Linked DNA regions of Homo sapiens: region 2 is linked to region 1. Evidence: read pairs that join two places in POLR2A ChIA-PET (ENCODE). Cell type or tissue: OCI-LY7. All regions are shown on one strand. Each heading gives the region's core, and the rest is flanking DNA. Links, peaks and the distances in the headings are about the cores only.

Region 1 (5,376 bases), core at 248-5,247:
TGTTGCCCAGGCTGGAATGTAGTTGTGCAATCTCAGCTCACTGCAAACTCCACCTCCCAGGTTCAACCAATTCTCCTGCCTCAGCCTCTTGAATAGCTGGGATTACAGGCGTCGTGCCACCAGGCCTGGTTAGTTTTTGTATTTTTAGTAGAGACAGAGGTTCACCATGTTGGCTGGGCTCGTCTCGAACTCCTGACCTCAGGTGATCCACCATCCCACCCCGCCGCGGCTTCCCAAAGTGTTGGGATTACAGGCATGAGCCACTTTGCCCAGCCGCATGAACTCTTTAGAACAGTATTCTGATCCTTTTGATTATCAGGTTGAAAAGCCATAGAAACAATTTATATGCTTTAACCAATTATTTCCTCTGGGATTTATCCCAGAGAAATAATTTTTTTAAAGCAAACCAAAAATATAAGTGTTGGGGTACAGAAAATGATTCCCCAAAATGTGGCACTTGGGCATGCTGAGTGCTTTTGAAAACTGAAAGGCCTCACAAATAAGCCTCAGCATCAAGGCCTCTCTAACCTTGTCTCGTTCTCTCCCTCTCACCCCTCAAGTCCTTGGAGGGACTCTCTGGAATTTCCTTATCTGACCTAGAAAGTGTCTTGCCAAAAGAAACACATTTGCCTTCTGTCCGTCTGATACCCCATTATCCACTGCAGAAAAGAAGCCGGAAGAAAAGAAGTCAGAAGTCCAACCACAGCTGGATGGACTTTTCCACAACATAATGTCTGCCTCTCAGACTCATTCCATTCACAAGTTGATTTCTGTCTCCCTGATCCATTCATTCTCCTTAATAATCATTTACTGCTCCTCAAAACAATGCTCTATGTTTCCCATCTCCTCGCTCCCCTGGGAAAAAGAGTACATAAGCTTCTGTACCCCATTGGGGGATTGGGGTAATCACACTGTAATTCTCTCCCATGAATGTTAATAAATGTGTATCCTTTTTCTCCTACTAATCTGCCTTTTGTCAGGTGATTTTCAGTGAACCTTCAGAAGGAAAAGGGGAAGTTTTCCCTTCACCCATATGCAGGCATGTAAAGATGTTCATTGCAGTGCTGTTTATAGCAGAGAAAATGGCAAACACAATCAAACAATAGGGGGATAGTTAAGAAAAAAATGCACAGTTGCAGTTAGACTGGTCTCTACCGGCAGGGAGGTTTTTTTTCACCCTTTTTGATTCTCACAGCAGCCCTATGATGTAGACAAAACCGGGTTCACATTTATTCTCCCCATTATTCATGGGGGTGGGGGCCAGGATGCAGACTGAGTTTTGAGAAATTCTGGGCAGAGCTTCCAACAGGGAATCAGATTCTGAACTGGGACAGCTCCCAGGTGTCCTAAAGCGGAATCCAGAGCTGACTCACAGCAGCGTGTGTCTGACAGGGGGATCCAGCGGCAAGTCCCTACTCTTGGATAAAGATGAAACCACCTTTGCGAAAATTATGACAGAGGCCGGGCACGGTGGCTCACACCTGTTATCCCAGCACTTTGGGAGGCCAAGGCAGGCGGATCACCTGAGGTCAGGAGTTTGAGACCAGCCTGGCCAATATGGTGAAACCCCGTCTCTACTAAAAATATGAACAAATTAGCTGGGCAGGTGCCTGTAATCCCAGCTACTTGGGAAGCTGAGGCAGGAGAATCGCTTGAACCTGGGAGGTGGAGGTTGCAGTGAGCCAAGATCGCACCACTGCACTCCAGCCTGGGCAACAAGAGCGAAGCTCCAACTCAAAAAAAAAAACAACAAAAAAATTATGACAGAGAAAGAGATCTGACCTAACCAACTCCATCTTGCCTTTAACCTCCAAGCTGCCCTGTTCATTCCTGGGCATAGGCTGAACTTAGTTTATAGTTTAACTTTGAAACAAAGATGCTAACAGCCCTTTCCCTAAACAAACCCCTTCCTGCCTGAGGACCAGACTGTCTTTGTAAGACTAACAGGTTAGCCATAAGATTTGAAATTATGGTTTAGGAGTCACGCAGCTGGCTACAAGATTCTGAACCTTCCCAGTTCCTCCTAGGGATAACATCGCGATTGTAAAACCTAAGATTGGCACTTGAGGTATTTCTCAGACCCTGCACTGCTGATGCACTCTGATGCACAAACTGGTGCCACCCAGGCCTGTAATCTGGCTCAACCAGTTCTGCGATCCTACCCAGGAACAGAAGACAGCAAGAATCCACTTCAGGCGGATGATTCACGCCTGTAATCCCAACACTTTGGGAGGCCGAGGTGGGCAGATCATTTGAGGTTAGGAGTTCGACACCAGCCTGGCCAACATGGTGAAACCTCATCTTTACTAAAAATACAAAAATTAGCCGGGCATGGTAGCGCATGTCTGTAATCCCAGCTACTTGGGAGGCTGAGGCAGGAGAATTGCTTGAACCCGGGAGGCAGAGGCTGCAGTGTGCCGAGAACGCGCCACCACACTCTAGCCTGGGTGACAGAGGGAGACTCTATCTCCAAAAAAAAAAAAAAAAAAAAAAAAATCGACTTCAACCCCCGTATGATTTCATCTTCAGTCTGACCAATACGCACTCCCCAATCCCTGGTCCCAGACCTGCTGAATCATCCTTAAAAGACCCATTTTTGAATTTTCGAGGGGCTGATTTAAGTAATAATAAATTCCAGTCTCCTGTTTAGCCAGCTCTACATGTATTAAACTCTTTCTATTGCAATTCCCCTGTCTTGATAAATCGGCTCTACCTGGGCAACGGGCTAGAACTTGTTGGGCTGTTACTAAGACAGTGTAAGATCAAGCTTCATTCTGGCCCACTCTCCCCATCTCACCCAGAAGAGGTGGCCTCCTAGGCTGCCCCTTCCTCTCTTGATCTGACTGGGATTTCCCCCCTGTTAGGGAGCTCTGGAAGAACCCCCAGTCCCAGGCCCCACCTGGCTCTGAGCTGGGTTTACAGGAAGCCCCCTGTGCACCCCTGTCCCATGAGGTCATGTGGAAAAACCCTGGGAAACTCTAACACCTGCTGCAGGTGCTGGCTGTTCCTTTTTTTTTTCTTTTTTTTCAAGCTGTAGAATTTCTCTGCCATGCAAAACTTGTTGATAATAATATAACAAACATTTCCATCTCTATTGCCCTGCTTAGGAAATAAATCTTACGGGGACACTGGAAGACTCTTGGGTGTCCCTTCCTGATCCTGTTCCCCACCTCTGTCACCAGGGGTAACCCAAACCTGAACTGCGTGTTTATCCATAAATGATAAGTGGTATTGCTTTGCATGGTTTTAAACTTTCAGTAGCGGTTTCTGTCTTTTATTCATTCATAAACTCACAAACATATACATATTGAGAACCTACTGTATGTGAGGCACCAACCTAAGCCCTGGGAACATCCGTAAACAACAGAGAGGATTACTGCTCTCATGGGACACACATTCTGGTGGGGTGAGCCAAACCATAAACAAAAGGTATGAAACTGAGATACATTATTAATATGTTACAACGTGAGAAGTACAGAGGGAAAAAATAAGGGAAGCTGGAGAGGCAGGGGTGGTGGAATATTGCAATTTTAAGTAGGATTGCAATTTTTTCCCCTTTCTTCTTTTTTGAGATGGGGTCTTGCTCTGTCCCGCAGGCTAGAGCGCAGTGGTGCAATCATAGCTTGCTGCAGCCTCAAATTCCTCAGGCTCAAGCAAACCTCCCATCTCAGCCTCCTGAGTGGCCAGGACTACAGGTGCACACCACCAAGCCTAGTTAATTTTTTTTTTTTTTTGAGACGGAGTCTCGCTCTGTTGCCCAGGCTGGGGTGCAGTGGTGTAATCTCCACTCACTGCAAGCTCCGACTCCCGGGTTCACGCCAGTCTCCTGCCTCAGCCTCCCGAGTAGCTGGGACTATAGGCGCCTGCCACCACGCCCAGCTAATTTTTTTGTTTTTTTTTTTTTTTTGGTAGAGATGGGGTTTCACCATTTTATCCAGGATGGTCTCGATCTCCTGACCTTGTGATCCTCCCGCCTTGGCCTCCCAAAGTGCTGGGATTACAGGCGTAAGCCACCGCGCCCGGCCAATTTTTTTTTTTTTTTTTTTTTTTTTAAGTAGAGACAAGGTCTTGTGATGTTGCTCAGGCTGGTCTTGAACTCCTGAGCTCAAGTGATCCTCTTGCCTCAGCCTTCCAAAGTGCTGGGATTACAGGTGTGAGCCACCATGGCTGGCTGTGTATGTCTTGTGTATGTCATGGCATCCTTATATGTCTTGTGTATTTACTCAATATTGTATATGTTTTGTATAACTGTGCCATCTTTATTCATTCCCCTGTCAATAAGTATTTATTATATCTTTCTCTTGTATTTGTCCTTATAAACAACGTTGCCATAGCATTCTTGTAAATGTCTTTTTTTTTTTTTTTTTTAAGTCAGTGTCTTGTTCTGTCACCCAGGCTGGAATACAGCAGCATGATCATAGTTACTGTAACTTCAAACTCTTGGGCTCATGTTATCCTTCCACCTCAGCCTCCTGAGTGCCAAGACTACAGGTGCATGCCTCTATGCCTGGCTCATTTTTAATTTTTTTTTGTAAAAACAGTGTCTTGTTATGTTGCCCAGGCTGGTCTCAAACTTCTTACCTCAAGTGATCGTTCTGCCTTGGCCTCCCAAAGCACTGGGATTACAGGCATCAATATCTTTTTGTGCATGCACGGGAGAGATGTTCTAGGGCATGTATCCTAATATAGAATTGTCGAGTCCAAAGTATCTTCAACCTAGCTTAGCTAGATGGTATCAATGGCTTCTGCAAAAATAAATAAAATAAAATAAAATAAAATAAAAAATGAGCCACGCATAGCGGCACACACCTGCTGGGTCAATAGGCATAAGTGTTTTCAAAAAAAAAATTAAAAAATTAGCCAGGACTGGTGGCACACACCTGTAGTCCTAGCTACCTGGGGGGCTGAGGTGGGAGAATCACTTGAGCCTAGGGGTTTGAGGCTGCAATGAGCTGGGATCACACCACTGCACTCTAGCCTGGGCGACGGAGTGAGACTCTGTCCTAAAAAAAAAGAAAGAAGAAAGTAATTTTAAAAATATTTTGTTTTCAAAAACCCAGAATTGAAGAACACAAGTATCTGGCATGAAGAAAATATCCTACAAGTTTGCAGAGAAAAAGTGGATTTCATACAAAGGATCATGGATCCGAATGGCACTGGATTCTTTAACAGCGTCAGTGGGAACCGGAACATGATGGAGGAATATGTTCAAAATTCTGAAAGAAAGAGTTTGTAGTTAAATTAGTGACGAAAATTAGTAAACCAAGCCAATGGTAAAAACGAGACAATTGGGCCGGGTAGAGTGGCTCGCACCTGTAATTCCAGCACTCTGGGAGGCTGAGGCTGTGGATCATCTGAGGTCAGGAGTTTGAGACC
Region 2 (5,376 bases), core at 220-5,219, 360 kb after region 1:
TGGGACCACTGCACTCCAGCCTGGGTGACAGAGTGAGACCTTGTCTCAAAAAAAAAATAAGATTAATGCAGTCCTTGAGGACTCTTGTTTCCTCAACTGGTCTCAATTTCATCACCAGGGAATTCTCTCTATTCTCCTGCCTTGCCAGTTCTTAAATAAGCCAAGCATTTTCTCCCTCCGAGCCATTGCTCATCATATTGAACTGTTGGTCTGTAGCATCCTTTTCCCTTTCTTTTCCAACTCACTCTTCCAGATCAAATGCTGCCTCCTTTAAGAAATCTTCATAGATTTCCTTAGCAGGAAGGGAGGACTCCACTTTTGTTTTCCTAATTGTATATAATTAAAAGCCTGGGCCAGGTGCAGTGGGTCATGCCTATAATCCCAGCACTTTGGGAGGCCAAGGTGGGCGGATCACTTGAGGCCAGGAGTTGGAGACCAGCTTGGCCAACATGGTGAAACCCTGTCTCTACTAAAAATACAAAAATTAGCCAAGTGTGGTGGTGTGTGCCTGAAATCCCAGCTGCTTGGGAGGCTGAGGTACAAGAATCACTTGAACCTGGGAGTCAGAGGTTTCAGTGAGCTGAGATCGTGCCACTGCACTCCAGCCTGGGGGACAGAACAAGATAGTCTCAAAAAAAAAAAAAAAAAAAAAAAAAAGCCGGATCAAGTTCTTCTGTGGATTAAAGGCTTATTTCTTCAGTGTGGCTTCGAGCAACTTGAGGCAGGAGGCTCTCATCTCCCTCCAGGACTAAGCACAAGGCTGTCTTTGCTGAATAGAATTGAATTAAAATGAGAGGAAGGGGGCACATCCATTACCAAAGTCAGACTTTTTTTGGTCCTTTTGGGGCAAATCAGGAATGGTTTGTCAATATGGCTGCTGATACTTTGGGGATCTGGATGTTGCCAGCCTCACAAATTCTCGTTCAGGGTGTTTAGACAGGTGTAGACCTGGTGAGTGGGGCAGGGGTCAGTGAATCACAGTGGCTTAGTGCTTGCTCTGAAAAAGCTTTTAAGCCAGTGTTTCTCAATGGATGGTCCAGGTACTTCCTGCACCCTACTCACCTGGGGAAGTTACTAGACGTTCAGGTTCCAAGCTCGGTCTCATAGCACTAAACCAAGCTCTCTGGGGCTGGGGCCCAGGGATCTGCATGTGATTCTTCTCACACTGAAGTGTAGAAGCTACTGTTATAAGGGAACAGAATGACTTACTTCCAGAAGAGCTGGTGCCCAAAGGAGAAGTCCTGCCCATGGGAGCCAGGAGACTAGGAGGAGTGGTGAGAACTGGACACAGACACTTCATCTCCAACCCATAAGGTAACAGGAAGGGTGAGCTCAGGGCTACGTGGCCTGAGCAGAGAATGGTGGCCACCAGCTGCGGCTCTGGGGGGGGTCTTTACAGCCTGAGAGGATTTGGTAAAGTTCATGAGGAGCATTCCAGGCTGAGGGTGGTTGGTTTGCTTTTCCAGACTGAGGTTGTTGAGGGAACTTTGTGCAAACTTCCCAGGGGAGAAGGTTAAAAAAAAAAAATCCAAAAAACTGATGGAGAGTAAGCTTTGCTATGTTTCTCTCCTTTGGTCCTAGGGCCTTTCTCTTATTTCTTCCCTTTGGCCTGTGGGTCCATTTACTCCATATGGTAAGGAGAGAATATGTCTTAGCTGCTGCTCTGGCCATCTTCATGAGGTACAGCAGGGGCCTGCCCACTCTAGCCATCTTCCTTCCTTTGTCCCGTTCCTCAAACCATTGTGAATTCCTTCCCTCAGAAGCATTTGCCATTCCTACATTGTTCCCAAACCCTTGGGCAGCTCTTTTTTCAGTATTTTGCTTGTATGTTGATATCCAGTAGCCTCTTCTGCAAAGTGCAGATCTTAGTTATGCCATCTGCTCCTTATTTATCTAGCAAAGTCCTACTTACCCTTCAACACTCATCTCAGGTCACCCTCTAGAGATGTCCCCTCCAGCCTCCCCCTTTCCAGAGTCTGGCTTCAGTACCTGGCACAGTTCTCCCAGATCTCTCTTGCTTGCACACATCTTCACTCTCTTACCATCTAAGTCGAGGCCTGTTTCCCTTCTGGACGGGGCCTGGTGCCCATTGTACTGTGGCTCCTAACCCAGGGCTGTGCACCCCTTTCCAGGGTGGCTTCGAGGATCAAAGGATGTTGTGTGAGGCTTGCTGAAGGCATCTCTGCAAATGTTCTTGCCCTCCTCCCTGGCTCTCATGACAGGGGAGGGTACTGAGCTGACTCCTTAGGCCGAGGGGGCAGGGAACACCAGTGACTCAGGCTTTCTGACGGGGTTTGGAGAAAGAGTGGAAGTCTATTCACTTGGGGTGTGTGTTCCTTCAGGACCAAGGAGCATGACCCCACCCCTTGCCACCCTCTCCCCTCCACGCCAGCTGGGATTCAGCTTCAGCCTGGGTGGCCAGAAGGGGCAGAGTTTTCCTTTGGGTCTTGGAAGCTGCCCCAGGTGGTACCCCCAGGCACCCAGCCTACACAGAAGACCTCAGAGGAAATGGAGGGGCCAAACGCTCGCTAAACGGGCTTTGGTGAAAGGAGCCAAGACAAAACCCAGCTCTGAGCTTAATTAAAAAGAGTGCGTAGTCCCTCCCCCAACAAATGCAGATTGCCCACAAAGAAGAACAGGAACCCAGTGGCCAGGAAGACCCGCAGCCTTATAAACAAGCACTTTGGGCTATGTAGGGCAGCTCTGCTATGATCTGATACAATGACTATTGTCAAGGAGGGCTGTTTTTCCATGTTTTTGTATCCTTTTCTTCATTTTCTTTTGCTACCTAATTTCATGCATCAGAGGTCAAAAGACAAAAGGTCAGGCCTGGTTTAGAGGCAGCAAACTCCCCACCACCAAGAACGTGTGTCCAAAAGAGCGCTTTGAGGCACCGCCTGCAGACACTGGCAGGTTTTCATCCCTGATTCTCTTTTGTCACTTCATGGGGTACATGAGTCTACGTGCAAATTGCATGAGAAATGAGACACCAACTGCTGTACCAAATTAGGAAAAAATTCACTAAACTGTTTCCATCTCATACTTTGTTTATAAGAATTTGTACCTAACAAGGAAAAGCCCATCTTTGAACTCTCAGCCTGCCTATGGTAGAGAACTTTACACACACACGCGCATGTATATGTAAATATATACATACATAAAATATATATACATATACACACATATATCCTGTAAAAATAAAATCTGAGTACATATTTCTTAATTGTTTTGCTGGGAAGATTTATAAAGATCTGTCCAGAAAATTGCCAATACTTGTTCTAAAGATTGTTTTAGTTGAAAGGATAGCAGCATTTCAGTATGAACAATTTAGCATGATTATTTTGGTACGTATTTCGTATGAATATTTTGTCCTCAGACTGCAAATCTTTCCAATGTATCATTTTGGATTCTTAGGTAATAGTAGATTGACGGAGTTTCCTTATGTGATAGGTCCACACTATGTGTTTATAACGAGGATACAATGTCATGATTTTCCATTAGAAATATTTTCATGATTTAGGGGGATAATGACTTTCTGATTCTATGTCCATAAGCTCCTCATATTAGATATTTCAGATGGTTTTCATCTGACCGAAAATAAATTAGGGGATATCTTTAATTTTTCTTTGTGTAGAGGATTTTTTTTTTTTTGGTAGATTTGCATTCAGTGCCAGAAGGCCCCCACCTCCAGTACAAAGTGAAGGAAAAGTTAAGGCTTTGGGAAGTGTCTCTGGTGATGGCTAAACACTGAGACTGGCTTCAGGGCTCATCTCAAAGGCACTTTGGCCCAAGTGTAGCTCATCTTTTCCATCTTACTCTGGGCTGGGTTGCTAAAGATAGTTAATCAGCAGCAAACCTGAAAGATTTTTAGAGCACAGTTTTATTTCCGGCACGTTCTCAAATCCAGACTTCATATCCTGTAGCCCCCTGACCTTCCCAAAAGACTTCCCTCCCAAAAGAAAAAATAAAAATCAGCCCACAACCTGCCCTGAGGCTGAGGTATTCACTTGGCGATTTGCAGGTTCACAAGGCAGGCTCCAGGGAAAGCACCCCAATCCTGGGGTGATCCTCTGCCACGGCTCTGAAGTTATTACAGAAAAATGGAGAATGAAGAAACGAGAATATTAAAGGGCTTACTTAAAGGCGCGCTTCACTTCCGTTTAACACTCTGATCTGCGTCCAAAACTAAAAGAATCGTTTAGCTTGTGCACTCACCCTCACTCAAAATCGCTTGTGCAGTAGGCTTTTTTATGTTCCAGTACTTCATGGAATCAAATTATATCACATTAAAATGTTATTAGTTTAAAACACATTAAATAAATGTAAGTCTGGGCCGACGCATGAATATTTAAAGCTCACATTACACGGTGAACTAGAAGAAAAGGGGGTGAGGAGAGCCAACAGAACATCGTATAAATACTGATAGAAATAAAGCATCCTATGTGCAAACTTTCTTTAGCAAAATATGGTTTTATTACTTACACTTATTATGGTATTGTTAAATTTGAAAAGAAATATAAAGAGAAATGAACTGATTTACGCTTGTTTTCAATATTAAACAACCAGAATGCCAGTAAATCTTTTCAATGCCCCATTTTGGATTCTTAGGTGAGAGTGGATTGCTGGGACGTGTTGGCAAATTTTAAATACAACTGATTGCCTGTTTTCCATATTCATATATTGCGAATGTAACTCCAGGAGAGTGAATTTTATCTCAAAATTCTCCAAGAGTTGCCTTCAAATAGCGTCTCTGTGCATATGCATACGGCATACACTTGACGTCTACCATGTGTACCTGTGCGCTGGAAACTAGTCGTGGAACTGAATTGAATTAGTGGATTTGAGTTGAAATGAACCCATCCAAACGACCCCAGGTCTGCGCTCTTTGAGGCTTCTCTCAGTAACATTTCTAATGAAAGCAAGAAAAGCAGTAAAGTAAAACAACAATAGTAATAACCCACCATGAGCACCAGGTTACCCGAACACAGACCCATTGCGTATTCTAGCGCAACCCAAGTATTTCCGGGTGGCGAGTCGCTGGCACATGGTGCCCCAGTGAGCCCGCACCCGGAGCTCGAAGCCCTGTAGGCGCAGAGGACCCCACTGCCAACTGAAATGGGTGTTTTGACCCAAACCAATCCTCAGCTCCTTTTTGCCCCGGGCGCCGCCTGAAACCCCGAGGCGACGGCTGGCCCGCGATGTGCACTTTTTGCGCTCTGCGCTGGGGGAGTTGCAGGTGGAGAGGCGCCCCCATCCATCCCGGCACCGCCCCTAGGGAAGCCCCAAGTTTATACCGCAAGGGACCAACTCGCCGCGACTCGGCGTCCACCCTCAATGCTGACACAGTTCAGGCCCGGCAAACGAAGCAGGGCGGGG

The links. Peaks named below come from ENCODE experiments on the same cell type or tissue, not always from the same donor. Only the 100,000 strongest peaks of a DNase experiment are listed, where the experiment ranks them.
Region 2: POLR2A ChIA-PET joins it to region 1 with 10 read pairs; 2 of 35 experiments call an interaction of 5 or more read pairs at or near these places.

Annotation. Positions count from the first base shown.
Region 1 is chr9:37,400,795-37,406,170 of GRCh38, reverse strand. LOC124902154 (a long non-coding RNA gene) reads left to right here. Exons shown (of 4, transcript XR_007061481.1): 4 at 666-965. It overlaps LOC105376035 (a long non-coding RNA gene), which reads right to left and starts at 730. Exons shown (of 4, transcript XR_007061479.1): 1 at 1-730. RefSeq lists an enhancer at 2,913-3,082. In OCI-LY7, for the core only: CTCF peaks have their summits at 1,141, 2,212 and 2,415; DNase peaks (open chromatin) are centred at 1,130, 1,970, 2,950 and 3,699; H3K4me3 peaks cover 3,434 bases; H3K27ac peaks cover 5,000 bases.
Region 2 is chr9:37,037,948-37,043,323 of GRCh38, reverse strand. No RefSeq gene overlaps it. Among named protein-coding and RNA genes, the nearest start is that of PAX5, 6.4 kb to the right of the region's middle. RefSeq lists an enhancer at 4,745-5,322. In OCI-LY7, for the core only: CTCF peaks have their summits at 2,238 and 2,463; DNase peaks (open chromatin) are centred at 2,613 and 5,003; H3K4me3 peaks cover 1,981 bases; H3K27ac peaks cover 2,197 bases.